4 separate regions of the Homo sapiens genome follow, and regions 1, 2 and 4 are each linked to region 3. The links are chromatin contacts, found by Hi-C or POLR2A ChIA-PET in ENCODE. All regions are on one chromosome and are shown on one strand. Each heading gives the region's core, a stretch centred on a gene start or an enhancer-like site at or near the end of the contact. The rest is flanking DNA. Distances are from core to core; before and after follow the strand shown.

The links. A loop is a pair of places that touch in the nucleus more often than their neighbours do. ChIA-PET counts read pairs that join two places held with the same protein, here RNA polymerase II (POLR2A). Pooled maps may share reads with other maps.
Region 1: a loop to region 3 is called in a pooled map, with 3 times the contacts of the local background. The contact joins two enhancer-like sites. A Hi-C loop is called at or near these places in 2 of 50 pooled maps. POLR2A ChIA-PET finds 5 or more read pairs at or near these places in 3 of 52 experiments (HCT116, Panc1 and activated CD4-positive, alpha-beta T cell).
Region 2: a pooled map shows a loop between it and region 3 (2.5-fold over the local background). The contact joins two enhancer-like sites. A Hi-C loop is called at or near these places in 5 of 50 pooled maps. POLR2A ChIA-PET finds 5 or more read pairs at or near these places in 2 of 52 experiments (WTC11 and activated T-cell).
Region 4: a pooled map shows a loop between it and region 3 (3-fold over the local background). The contact joins two enhancer-like sites. A Hi-C loop is called at or near these places in 2 of 50 pooled maps. POLR2A ChIA-PET finds 5 or more read pairs at or near these places in 3 of 52 experiments (B cell, H1 and Panc1).

Annotation. Positions count from the first base shown.
Region 1 is chr2:233,098,795-233,102,211 of GRCh38, reverse strand. The region is part of intron 2 of INPP5D (inositol polyphosphate-5-phosphatase D); the gene reads right to left. Among named protein-coding and RNA genes, the nearest start is that of INPP5D, 40 kb to the right of the region's middle. Within about 2 kb of position 1,736, at least 7 of the 41 ENCODE cell types and tissues checked have a DNase peak (open chromatin) inside an H3K27ac peak, as active enhancers do.
Region 2 is chr2:233,222,214-233,225,773 of GRCh38, reverse strand. No RefSeq gene overlaps it. Among named protein-coding and RNA genes, the nearest start is that of ATG16L1, 28 kb to the left of the region's middle. RefSeq lists a silencer at 2,325-2,476. Within about 2 kb of position 2,098, at least 2 of the 41 ENCODE cell types and tissues checked have a DNase peak (open chromatin) inside an H3K27ac peak, as active enhancers do.
Region 3 is chr2:232,836,881-232,840,327 of GRCh38, reverse strand. It overlaps GIGYF2 (GRB10 interacting GYF protein 2), which reads right to left. Exons shown (of 29, transcript NM_001103146.3): 23 at 357-479. Among named protein-coding and RNA genes, the nearest start is that of SNORC, 32 kb to the left of the region's middle. Within about 2 kb of position 1,592, at least 16 of the 41 ENCODE cell types and tissues checked have a DNase peak (open chromatin) inside an H3K27ac peak, as active enhancers do; they include B cell, where a contact is called at or near this core.
Region 4 is chr2:233,330,050-233,333,663 of GRCh38, reverse strand. SAG (S-antigen visual arrestin) reads right to left here. Exons shown (of 16, transcript NM_000541.5): 10 at 1,952-2,024. Among named protein-coding and RNA genes, the nearest start is that of DGKD, 23 kb to the left of the region's middle. RefSeq lists an enhancer at 3,405-3,614. Within about 2 kb of position 1,948, at least 19 of the 41 ENCODE cell types and tissues checked have a DNase peak (open chromatin) inside an H3K27ac peak, as active enhancers do; they include B cell, where a contact is called at or near this core.

The DNA of each region.
Region 1 (3,417 bases), core at 487-2,986, 260 kb before region 3:
GTTTGTGACTAAGTTTTAAAACACCATGTCAGCTACGAATGTCAATCTTAGCTCCACGACCAACTGGTTGTGCGATCTAGAGTACAGTATCTAACTCTCTGAGACCAAACCAGTTTCCTTGGCCGTGAATGAAGATTTCAAGACCTACTTGCCCAAGTGGTTTAACGAACTAACAGAGCCCGGGGCGTGGCTCCCAGTCAGTGAGAGCCACGGTCATCATGCAGCACCTGCTCTGCTAACTGTGCTAATGGACCAGCAACTCCCATTTCTCAGATAAATAAACTGAAGCTCAGAAGAATGGGCAGTTTGACCCTGATCACACAGTCAAGGAAGCAGACCAGGCAGGTAGAAAAAACATCCTTCCCAAACCTGATCACAAGGAAGAGGTAAAACTGATTAACTTATAAATAAGTTAATATAATATAATGTAATTATAAATATAATATAAATAAATATAATTTATAATAAATAAATATATTTATATTATATATAATATATATTATTTATATAATATGCAATTACTACTTATATAATATGTAATATATAATATCTATTATATGTTATATATTTAATAATAATATAATATATAATTATATATTATAATTATTTAATAATTAATTGATTTTAATAATGTTATATGACATATATGTCATTATTAATTATAATATAATATATGATATATCATTATTAATTTATAAAATAACTTATAAATAAGAGTTTGGGGATTAAAAGAGCTCTAAATAAAAAGAAGTGATTATTAATCTGTCTGACTCCTAACAGGTGTGACAGGAGTCTCTAATAAAGACGTCTACAGTCCTAGAGGCAGGCAGACCTCGCCAGGACTTGGCAGATGTGAGCTGATAACACACATGCCCATGGGGTGCTGGCACTGGCTCCTACAGGCTCAAATCCCAGTTTTCCAGGAACCCCAAGAGCTGGTTGTGAATGCAGCCACTCTGGTGGGAGCTGTGGTTAGAGTGTCTCCACGGTAGAAATAGGCAAACACTACAAATCACGGGCTTGTTTTCTTCCCTGGAGAACTGGTTGTCCAAGGTTTACCATGGCATGTGGTCCAGTGACATTGACCCTTTTGGCAAAATCATCCCTTCAGTCCCCAGAGACCAGACCTCCTGATACACCCGCCTTCCCTTCTGCATGGCCCCCATCTCCAGAAAGCAAGTTTGGATCAGGAAGAAATGCAGTTAGCACAAGATGGTGAATGACTCGTTGGGGGCACACGGAGGGGATTACCGTTCAGTGAGGAACACTGAAAGATGGCAAAGGGCCAGACCACGACAGGAAGCTTCCGCCTTCTTTGAGGGGTAGGTGAGATTGTCTGAAACCAAGAAATGCCAGAAAGGGACAGTAACAGTGTTCTGGGTGGCAAGTGCAGTGACAAAAGTGAGCCCTCCAGCTCCCCAGTGGGGCCCACCCTGCCCTCTGGGGAAAGGAGGCTCTAACAGGAGCAGACAGGTCACACCTGCAAAGGAACTGAAAGTCACTGCTCTGAGGAACTGGGACCAAACCCCAAGGCAGAAAACAGGCTGTGACGACCCCAGCTTCCGTAGAACCAAGCCTCATCCCAGGGAAGAGAGAGAGCTCTGGGTGAGCGAGCTCAACCGGGGGTGCCCATGAGTCCATGGGGGATGCTGAGAGGAGAGAGCCAGGACACCTGAGGGCAGGCCAGGGGGAATTCTGATTGTCACCGGGAGTAACGTGGGCTGTTTTGGAGTTTACAGTGTAGTGAGCTTGACGTCCACCCCAGGCAAGAGGCTAGATGAGATTACTAACAGCATGATCTGTGAGGAGAGGCAAAGCAGGTGCTGGGCCTGGGAACCAGCAGGAGGTCACTGGGAACACACCAAGTCAACTAAACCTGTTTACCAGTGTGTGGTTGCTGGCCTCACAAGTTGGGTAATTAGTTGCGTCTGATGAATATCATAGCTCAGTGGCCTACAGCAGTCAGGCGGGTGATGTAAATGAGTGGAACAGGCTGCGAGTGAGGCGACAGGGCGAGGTGGGGATGGTGACACATCAAAGAGAACTGCCCCATTGAAAGGGAATGCTTCCACTCTGATATGGTTTGACTGTGTCCCCACCCAAATCTCATCTTGAATTGTAACTCCCACAATTCCCACGTGTCGTGGGAGGAACCCGGTGGGAGGTGATTGAATTATGGCGGCTCTGTTCTCGTGATAGTGAATGGGTCTCATGAGATCTGATGGCTTTAGAAATGGGAGTTTGACTGCACAAGCTCATTCTTCTCTTGTCTGCCACATGAGATGTGCCCTTCACCTTCCGCCATGATTGTAAGGCCTCCCCAGCCACGTGGAACTGTGAGTCCATTAAACCTCTTTCTTTTGTAAGTTGCCCAGTCTTAGGTATGTCTTTATCAGCTGCGTGAAAACAGACTAATACACGCCCCACCCCAGCTACATCACTGTGGAATAATCAAGGGTATCAGATCTTCAGATTTTTCAAGGAAAGCTGAAAATCCAGATTATTATGTAGAAATCTCTGAATTTTTAAAAATGCTTGTAACTGGTTCATAATTTTTAAAAATATGGGTTGGGTGAACAGAACACTAAATCCAACATAGGGGCCACCAGATTGTGATCTTTAATCTGATATCTATAGGTTTCCATAAAGCATTTTATGGGGTTCATTTGTGATTTTGTTGTTGTTGAAGAGCACAGGGAGAGAGATGGGCCTGGCTGAGGCCACACCAGTGTCAGTCCAGACATAGGCGTCTGTGCTGTTGGTTCCTCCTTTCATTCACATCAGCAATTCAGATAAGGATCCAGGAGGCAGGCCTTCCAATGTGGGGCTGCCATCCAGCTAGGAGGATGGCACACATGCCAGGTGCTAGAGCCAGGATGAAGCTGACCTCAATGGTCTGGAGTAACGGGCTGGTGTAGCCATGGGAAGTTTAGGACAAAACAATCTAAAGTTCCAAGTCTCGGCTGGGCACGGTGGCTCACACGTGTGATCCCAGCACTTTGGGAGGCCAAGGTGGGTGAATCACCTGAGGTCAGGAGTTCGAGACCAGCCTGGCCAACATAGCAAAACCTCGCCTCTACTATAAATACAAAAATTAGCCAGACATGGTGACGCACACTTATAATCCCAACTACTCCGGAGGCTGAGGCAGAAGAATTGCTTGAACAAGGAGGCGGACGTTGCAGTGAGCCAAGATCGCACCACTGCCCTCCAGCCTGGACGACAGAGTGAGACTCTGTCTCAAAAATAAATAAATAAATAAATAAATAAATAAAAATAAAGTTCCAAATCTAGCTTAGCAGGAGCACATGTGAAAAAGACGATGGCATTTTAGTCGATGGCAAATACATTGTGAAGCTGGATCGCTGAATGGGCGCCCCCTGGTGCCACTGTCTGTGAGACTGCACTCGTGGAGGG
Region 2 (3,560 bases), core at 849-3,348, 380 kb before region 3:
CTCTCTCTCTCTCATTTTTCTCTCTCTCTCTCTCTCCCCCCTGGCTCTTAGAACCCAGCCAAGGGTGTTGTGAAGAAGCCAGAGAGTCATCCAGGAAAACCATACATCAATGTCATTGGTGCTCCAGGCACAGCCCAGCTCAACTGAGGTCCCCAATGACGCCATCATTAACCACCAGACTTGGGAGTGAATGAAGCTTCAGATGGTTCCAGCCCCCAACTTTCAAGCACACCCAGTGATGCTGAGTGCAGCTGATACAAGCTGTCCCCAACAAGCCCTGCCCAAGTTACAGATTTGTGAGCAAAGTAAGTGTTGTCATTGTTTTAAGTTTTGGAGCTGTTTGTTATGCAGCAATAGGTGACTGGCACAAAGCTTTTACAATCAGCTTGGGTTTCTTAAACTAGCCTTAAAGGGGCCCGGTGTTAATCAGTGACAAGGAGATGATTTGGAAATGGTATTTTTTGTCCTCTTAGTGGCTTTCAGAAAAATCCATCTTAGTCTAACGTTTAAAAATAAAAATAAAAACAGCCAAGCGCAGTGGCTCATTCCTGTAATCCCAGTACTTTGAGAGGCCAAGACGGGCAGATTGCTTGAGGTCAGGAGTTCAAGACAAACCTGGGCAACATAGCAAGACCCTGTCTCTACGAAAACTACAAAAAACTCAGCCAAGTGTGTTGGCGTGAGTCTGTAGTCCCAGCTACTTGGGAGGCTAAAGTGGGAGGATCACTTGAGCCCAGAAGATGAGACTGTAGTGAGCTGTGATCACGCCACTGCCCTCCAGCCTGAGCAACAGAGTGAGACTCTGTCTCAAAAAAAAAAAAAAATCCTTCTTAGGGAGAGTTATATATATAATATTATGACAAGCACTGTGTAGGAGATGCTTAATAAATATATATTTTGGGTGAACACATAAGCCACTTGAGGTGGGGTGTGGGACTCCAGGAGGCACACTTGTATGACAGTAGCCATTGAGGGTGGGTTTGGATGCCTCCAAGGCTCTTGTTTGGCTTGGATGAGTGGACAAGTTTGGATCTGAGCTCATTTGCTCTGTTTAATAGAGAAGGGAGACAGAGATAGCTTGGTGGTATATCTATGTAGGAGGAAAGAAAAATGGGTTTGAAAGCTGGTAGTGGAATTTTTCAGAGAGAAAACTGTCTTTTTACAGCAGAGCATCTTAAGGGCCATGGCTGTTGTAAAGCAGTGGCACCTCCCCAGCACCAAAGCATGGCCAGGATGGGCTTTGAATAGACAGAAAGTCATGTTGCTCAAGAGGACAGGTAAGAAGATTGTGGAAAGTTCTTAAGAGAGAGGGGCAAATGCAAGGGGCAAGGTAGCGGGGGAGCTCAAATAAAGTAGATCAGAGAGAAATTTCTGATGGCCCGGTGACTGAAGAATTCTAAAAACAAAGATTTCTTTAGCTGGGTATGGTAGCATGCCTGTAGTCCTTGCTACTTGGGAGGCTGAGGGAGAAGAATCATTTGACCCCAGGAGTTTGAGGCTGCAGTGAGCTATGATCGCACAACTACCCTCCAGCCTGAGTGACAGTGAGACCCTGTCTTTATTATTATTATTATTATTTGCTTTGAGACAGGGTCTCACTGCCATCCAGACTGGGGGCAGTGGTGTGATCATAGCTCACTGCAACCTCGACCTCCCTGGGCTCAGGTGATCCTCCCAGCTCAGCCTCCTGAGTAGCTGGAACAACAAGCACGTGCCACCATGCTCAGCTAATTTTTTTTGTGTGGTTTTTGTAGAGACAGGGTTTTGCCATGTTGCCCAGGCTTCTCTTGAACTCCTGGGCTCAATTGATATGCCTGCTTTGGCCTCCCAAAGTGCTGGGATTACAGGTGTGAGCCACGGCACACAGCTGACTCTGTCTCTTAAAAAAAAAAGGAAAAGAAAAAGATTTCTAATTGTTGTTTGTACGTTGTTGACTGTGTGGTCTGTGATGAATCATCCATTGCCCCCCACTTTCAGTGAAGTCTGCCTTACACATAGCCTTTCGTTGGTGGTATTTTAGGGAGTAAAGGAATCAGGGCAGGGTCTAGCATGGGACAGAAAACGGTCAGACTAGAAATACGGATGTGAAACTAGAAGCTACTGAAAGACGCATAGCTCCCCCCAAAATCCCCTTTGAGTGGTTGCTCTAGAGATTTAAATATATATATCAGTCTATTTAGAGTTAATATTGTACCATTTTATGTAAAATGTATAAATCTTGGCTGGGCACGGTGGCTCACACTTATAATCCTAGCATTTTGGGAGGCTGAGGCGGGAGGATCACTTGAGGTCAGGAGTTCGAGATCAGCCTGGCCAACATGGTGAAACCCCATCTCTACTAGAAATACAAAAATTAGCTGGGCATGGTGATGCATGGCTGTAGTCCCAGCTACTGGGGAGGCTGAGGCAGGAGAATCACTTGAACCAGGGAGGTGGAGGTTGCAGTGAGCCAAGATCGTGCCACTGCACTCCAGGAGCCTGGGCGACAGAGCAAGACTCCATCTCAAAAACAAAAAAACAAAAAAACAACAAAAAATACGTGTAAATCTTGCAATCGTATAGCTCCATTTACCAGTCTCCCCGCTTCAATTGTCGTAAGTATTACATTGGTATCATTCTAAACTCTATAAGAAAATGTTATAATCATTTCTTCACACAGTTATATTTTAAAGAAATTAAGAAAATTAAGATAAAAAGTCTTTTATATTTACCCATGTATTTACCATTTTCAATCCTTTCCATTCCTTCCTGAAGATCTGAGTTTTCCCCTATTATCATATCCTATCAGCCTGAAGAAATTCCTTTAGGATTGTTTATAGTAGATCTGATAGCAACAAATTCTGTCAGTTTTCTTTAATCTGAAGATGTTTTCACTTCATTCTTAAGGAGATCATCACTGGTACTAGAATTCTGGGTTGACTTTTTAAAATGTCTATTTCTCTCTTGAGATTTATATCATTTTGCTTGTTTCAAGACTATTTTCTTGGCAGGGTGCGGTGGCTCACGCCTGTAATCCCAGCACTTTGGGAGGTCGAGGCAGGCGGATCATGAGGTCAGGAGATCGAGACCACGGTGAAACTCCGTCTCTACTAAAAATACAAAAAATTAGCCGGGCGTGATGGTGGGCGCCTGTAGTCCCAGCTATTGGGAAAGCTGAGACAGGAGAATGGCGTGAACCCGAGAGGCGGAGCTTGCAGTGAGCCAAGATTGCGCCACTGCACTCCAGCCTGGGTGACAGAGCGAGACTCCGTCTCAAAAAAAAAAAAAGAGTATTTTCTTTTATGCCCCTGAGTATAGTTATAGTAGCTGCTTCAACATCTTTGCTAATTCCAGCATCTGGAATGGGGTTGATCATGGCTGTTTGTTTTTTCTCTTGAGATGGGTCACGTTTTGTGGATTCTTGTTATGAAACAATTTTGAATGGTGTTTGGACATTAAGAAAGATTATGGATTTTCAGAATTCTATTGCATTCTTCTGAACATTATTGACTTATTAAGGGCAATTAATCTGGATCAACACAAATCGCAAATTCTGTCTTCTCTAAGATGTTAAATAATTT
Region 3 (3,447 bases), core at 343-2,842:
TTAGAGAAAAACATATTCTGCTTTCTAGACATCAGACTTATAAAAGATTATCTGCACACAACTCACCCACAATTTTGAACAACCCGTGTAGTTTTATTTATGAGGTCTTCTCAAGAACTACAGTAAAATGTTTAAGAAAACTGAACAGTTATGTTACTCAATCTTCATGTTATACCTATGAGATCCTTCACATTTGCTAGGGTAACCAAATTATGGGCTGAAGTTTAATAATGAACGTCCAATTCAGACACACAACAATTCTGACAGTAATTGTCCTCAGTAACCACTAACCCATAATGCATGCTAGATATTCTGGAACATCGCTTGACTAGATCCCTTTTACTTTAAAATTTTACCTCTTCTCGAAGCTGCCGTTCTCGTTCTTCCTCTAGTTTTTGGATTTCAGCCAACGACAGCGTGGCCTGGGACTGACATGCTGTTGTATTGGACTGCTGGCCCCACGTTGAAGAAGAAGGAAGCTAACAAAAAAGGGAAGGCCAGAAAGTTCATGAGGAAATGTGGACAGGAAACAAAGAAGCAATAATGCATTATGTATACCCAGAACAAATGCATTTCTCTCAACTCCATTTACCACATTCAATTCAAATTTCCTTCTTCATTGCTTTTACTTACTATCCTCTCAGCTTCTTTTGCTTAAGTTTTTGTCACTGCTCCAAACCTAAGTTTATTTTAAAACAACTTATAATACACATACACACTTACATTTCATCTACCTCTTGGTGACAACAAATTTGTTACATCTGGTACTGACATAAACAGCAATATACAACCATAAAGAGGAGTAAACAAAAGAATCACTAAATTGGCTTAAGGATTTTTTAATTGACGAAAGCAACAAAGGACATGATATGCTGCTGTCCAGTGAAAGTGTTAAGGACACGATTTCTGAGGGTAGCACCATGAGATTTCTCATCTCATGAGAGATGCTGGCATAGTTCTTGATCAGCCTTTATGAAAGGGAGCCACTGTTAACCAGGCTGTAGCTTCTAGTCATGAGCATTAAGCTGCTTTTAATCAATAATTTTATTTTTCCCATCCCTTAAGATTATTGACTAAAATAGAGTATAAATATCTAGGTCCTGAATATTTCAATATTCTCAAAGCCTGATTATTCTCAGAGAACCCCTTGCTCTTCCTGGCCAGAAAAAGACACACTTTTAATACTGAGGCATCAAACAAGCGAACACAATAAAAAAGAAACCTAACCAGACTTAAAAAATGTATTTAATAAAAATAATACATGAACATAGATCAAAACAAATAAAATGCCAAACAGTCCCCAAAAGAATGGACCTACAGCAGAAATCTATAACAGTGGATATTGATAGGATAAAAGGTATAAACAGTTTAAACCATCACTGATACTGCCAAACAACTCTTCAAATGAATGTCTTCAACACTACTGAACATAATCAACTCTTAACATTTTTTAGCCAATATGACAGACAATAGGGCATTTCTCTCAAAATGCACCTGCCCTGGGGTGGGGGAGGGGTGCAGAGGGAAGTTAACAAAGACTGGGGGAGGGAGGTGTTGAGAGGCAAAACTGAGCAAAAATTAACTTTGTCTCCACAGGAAATGACTCATTTGAAGGCACTATCAAGATCAAGTAAGGCAGTAGATCTCAAACTGGCAGCATAACCTGAAGGGACCTATAAAAATGTAGAGGCCCTGGCTCCACCACACCTAATCAATCAGAAGATCAGAAGGGAAGGCAGGAGAATCAGCATATTTTAATCATTCTGATGCAGCCAGTAACCACTGATGTTGTCTAAAATCACAGTAGATGTGTCACCCCATGGTAATCAGGAAACAATCTTTCAAGCCCGCTTCAGCAGAACTCAGCCAGCACTGGGAATAGAGGCAGTGCCTCCAGAAATGGCCATCTATCCTCACGGGCACCTCTGAGAATCTTCCTATTGCTGTGCCAAAATATATTTATTTTCTCTCTCCTCCCTGGCCTGACTCCCTATTTCTCTCTATATACACACACATACATATGCGTGTATATATATATATACACATGCACACACACATACACACATATACATATACATACACACGCTCTTTCTCTAGGTATATATACACACAAAATATATACTCTATATTTCATAGGTCTGTTCTACAGACCAAAGTTAAGTCTTCCTTATATAGACTTATGTCTGCTGATAGCTTTCATTTTCCTTAAGTCTTCTTTGTACATCGGAAATAATATCCCAGAGCTCTTTCAACATTGCCTCATGACACTTACCAGCCCACCCTATAATGCCCACTCAGGAGAACTGCAGTGTGTCAATCATGCTTCTCAGAACAAACTTTTGACAAATCAAAAGCAAATAGGGACCCCCGAATGCCTAATGTCCTTCATTGATTTTTAAAACTATACTCTTCTTGTTCTGCGCTGACATTGCTACCTTACATTTCAACACTGGTTTTGCTTTAAGAAATAACTGTTTCACTGTCGGAATGACAGCATGAGGAGCTGCGTGGACCTGCTCCCTGGCAAAACTGGTGAAGATCATTTTTAAAATAATCATTTAAACTCTCTGGCTGGCAGCAGGGCCCCACACCTGTAATCCCAGCACTTTGGGAGGCCGAGGCAGGCGGATCACTTGAGGTCAGGAGTTTGACATCAGCCTGGCCAACATGGCAAAATCCCATTTCTACTAAAAATAAAAAAAAAAAGTAGCTGGGTGTGGTGACGCACACCTTTAATCCAGCTACTTAGGAGGCTGAGGCCAGGAGGATCGCTTGAACTCAGGAGGCGGAGGTTGCAGTGAGCTGAGATCGTGTCACTGCACTCCAGCCTGGGCGACAGAGCCAGACCCTGTCTCAAAAAAATAAATAAAGTCTCTGGAAATACTCCTAAGGGCATACAGCAAATGAAAAAAAGTTTATTCAAGAATATTTGCTAAAACTCAGTAAGAACAGCAAGAGTTGGTGATACTTAAACCAAGACCTACTCTCCTTCTCTCCTCCCAGCTTAATGAGACAGAAACTCCACTCTAGACTGGTACAGTCAAGACACGGCTTCCCTTCTCCCCTCAGCCATCAGTCAGCAGGCTTTCTTCCTGGGAAAAGCACATCGGTGTGTCTCACCCTGATGGCAGTCACCTGTGACAAATGCTAAGTTCCAAACAAGTGCAACAGATGTGGAGGCTCTCTTCTTGTGCCCAGCCCCACTCATAGGATGGAAACTTGACCACAGCAACACCAACACTAGGGTCGTGATCACCAATGCAGCTGGCCGGGCCAAGCCATCAGGAGAGGCAAGCCAAGAATACCTGAGGCTACTATTCTGCCCACCCTTCAGCAAATGTTAGAGGAAAGCAGACCACTGTGCCCACTTCCAGAGCTGACTGAGAGATTTTTGTCTGAGGGTAGTGGTGTAGGAAACAGGTAGAAAACAGAAAGCTCCAGGTTTCT
Region 4 (3,614 bases), core at 699-3,198, 490 kb before region 3:
TCTGGGGCCACTCCCCAGAGCTTCAGGATGTGGGTTTGGATGGTGGGGAGCAGCTTGGGAGTCAGGTCTGTCCTGGTTCCGTGGAAGCCTGCCCACTAAAGCCCCAGAAGCCACAGGGCTCTGGGACGATGGCTCCTGCTCTGCAGCTTTCTGAGTGGCCTCTAGCTTCAGACTTGTCAGCATGGTCCAGTCCAGCTCCCAGGCTCCTCCAGCCTTTGGGGGACTTTGGAATGCTTTCCAGTTTCCTGGGAATCTTTGACCCAAAATGCACCCAACACTTTGAAAGAGGACCAGGTGATGGAATACATATTAGGGGAAAACTCAGCCAGGATCCTTTGCTCCCATGTTGCTGAGCACATGAGGAAAGGTGAACCAGGGCCAAGACCCCTCCAGGGCACAGGGATGTGCGAGGATCCCCTAAAGGCAGAACAGAGCCCAATCTTGGCAGAAAGGAGGCAGTGAGTGGTGGTTCTTTCCTGTCTCCCTCCCTTGTAGACCTACAGTTTGAATCTGTTTTGAATAACAGTAATAGTTTCTCCTAAAGTTGCCTTTTAAATATTCCCATATAGGCCAGGTGCGGTGGCTCACGCCTGTAATTTCAGCACTTTGGGAGGCTGAGGCAAGCAGATCACCTGAGGTCAGGAGTTTGAGACCAGCCTGGCCAACAGGTGAAACCCTGTCTCTACTAAAAATACAAAATCAGCCAGGCACGGTGGCTCACTCCTGTAATCCCAGCACTTTGGGAGGCCGAGGTGGGCAGATCACCTGAGGTCAGGAGTTCGAGACCAGCCTGGCTAACATGGTGAAACCCCATTTCTAATAAAAATACAAAAAATTAGCCAGGGGTGGTGGCGTGTGCCTGTAATCCCAGCTACTCAGGAGGCTGAGGCAGGAGAATCACTTGAACCCAGGAGGCAAAGGTTGCAGTGAGTCAAGATCGCGCCATTGCACTCCTGCTTGGGCAACAAGAGCAAAACTCCGTCTCAAAAAAAAAAAAAAATACAAAATTAGCTGGGCTTGGTGGCGGGCTCCTGTAATTCCAGCTACTTGGGAGACTGAGTCAGGAGAATGGCTCGAACCTGGGTGGTGGAGGTTGCAGTGAGCTGAGATCTCACCACTGCACTCCAGCCTGGGCAACAGAGTGAGACTCCATCTCAAAAAAATCTATCTATTACCTTATATTATCTTAAGGAATCAGTTGTCTTTCATCATTCCCCTACCCTAACCTTCCTCTAACCCTGATAATATTTTTTACATACAACGGTGCTTAGAACATGCCAGCAAGGCAAAGAGTTAAGACCTGGTCGAGCTATCCTCTCGGGGGGCTGGAGGTGGGAGATCATCGCCCCCCACTCCAAGCCATGTATTAAATGAATCTATTTGACTTTGTGGCACACAGCAAAGCTGGGCAGGTCTCTCAGGCCAGCATAAAGGAACCATGGCAGGATTCTCATTTGTTTTTGATTCTAACAAAGGGGAAAAGTCATTCACAACAACAGGCTAAGAACAGATATATTCTAATCCAGTTGTCACTGGTATAAGATTTCAATTTGAGATCAAAAGATAGGGAATCCTAGCCTGGGCTGACAGTTCATTTGACCATCTTCTGGGAGGTGGAAATAGTACCAAATTCCTAACAATTCATTCCAAGGATAAATAGAAAAAGCCAGCTGATCCCATGGTGACATTTCTGTCTTTATTTCTCTCCTCTGCGTCATTCTTTGGCTTGCATTAATCCTCAGAACTCCTGTAAGATGGGCACAGAGGGGTGTGGTAGATGCAGAGCTAAGATGCTAACTTTCTGTGCAGCCCTCGAAGGGAGAAAGAGGAAGGAAGTGGAAGGCTGGCGAGCTAGCTGAACATTCTAGTTCCTTCTTCAGCAATAAACGGCGAGAAACTTGACACAGAAGGCTGAGACGCCCAGGAAACGGAAACCCCAACAGCTACTCACTGCGCTTCCTCCATAGCCACGGGCTTGACGTAATAATCACTCGAGTAGAGAACCACATTGGCCACCTGTTCCACTGCAAGGGGAAGACGGGAGTCCGGTGGTCAGCACTGGTCCCCCAACACGTGCACTTTCCCTGCGGCCTCCCAGGGTACACGCTGGTCTCTCCTCTCTGATGATGGTTTCCCTCCACTTCCAAGGCTAGGCTTTCTCAGCCCTCAGCTTCAAGGCTGGGGTTTTGAAGTCCTGTCTCCAGGCCATTTCTGGTCACCCATAACCTGCTCTGTATCAACTCCCACCCATGTCCCCTAAGGCTGCAGCTCCTGGGAGACCCCTCCTTTCCCCTGCTCAGCCCTTTCTAACATCCTCCATCTTACTTCATGAACATTGTCCTTCCTGTCCTCCAAGAGACTAGCTAGAGGCAGTACAGGACTGGTTGGTGGGTGGAACGTGGTGGATAGGAAGGTGGGCCTGGAGCCAGGCTGTTTGGGTGCCAATCTTGGCTTAGCCACTAACTGTGGGGTGAATTATTTATCTATTCTAAGCCTCAGTTTCCCCATCAGTAAAATGGGGGTAATAATTGCATCTAACTCATAGGGACGTTGTGATGATTAAAAAGATGACTTTTAATCACCTTTAAAATTAAGCTTGAGGATTTTTTTAAAAAATAAAGGCAGGGTCTCCCTATATTGCCCAGGCTGGTCTTGAACTCCTGGGCTCAAGGGATCCTCCCACCTTGGCCTCCCAAAGTACTGGGATTACAGGCGTGAACCACTGCACTCAGCCAAAGTTTGAGGATAAAGAAACAATTTGTGCAAGGCATGCAGTACAGTGCCCAGCCTATAGAAAGCAATTAATATTTTGTTTTTAAAAAGTTAACAGCTATCCGGGTGCAGTGGCTCACACCGGTAATCCCAGCACTTTGGGAGGCTGAGGCGGATGGATCACCTGAGGTCAGGGGTTTGAAACCAGCCTGGCCAACATGGCGAAATCCCCATCTCTACTGAAAATACAAAATTAGCCAGGCAAAATTGGTGCACGCCTGTAATCCCAGCTACTTGGGAGGCTGAGGCAGGAGAATGGCTTGAACCCAGGAGCTGGAGGTTGCAGTGAGCCGAGATCACACCACTGCACTCCAGCCTGGGTGACAGAGGGAGACTGTGAAAGAAAGGGAGGAAGGAAGGAAGGAAGGAAGGAAGGAAGGAAGGAAGGAAGGAAGGAAGGAAGGAAGGAAGGAAGGGAGGGAGGGAAAAGTCTAGAATTCCTTAGTCTGCACGCATCAGGATTTCTGACCCTCATCTGTGATGACTCACAGGGAAAAGTGGTATATGACACCTAGGGCCACTGCTCACCCTGGCTTGCCCGGGAGAGCCCATTTTAGGACTGGAAGTTCCACATCCTCAGTCCTGGGCCCTGGGACAGTCACCCCAAGATGCATAAGTCTAACTTTGTCTTGGTCATTGAATGTTTGAGTTAAAAAGTGAACTTAGAGGTTACCCTCACAGGTCATTCCATCATGTCTTCCTCATGAAAGAGCCAAATAAGACCATTATATAAGACCCCCTGTGCTTTGATGCTTTTTGAGCTTAGTTAATGTGTGGGAACAACAGGCAGAAGGCACCTCCCCTGTAGGATATGGGAAGGTCAGCCATGACATGATGGCCAT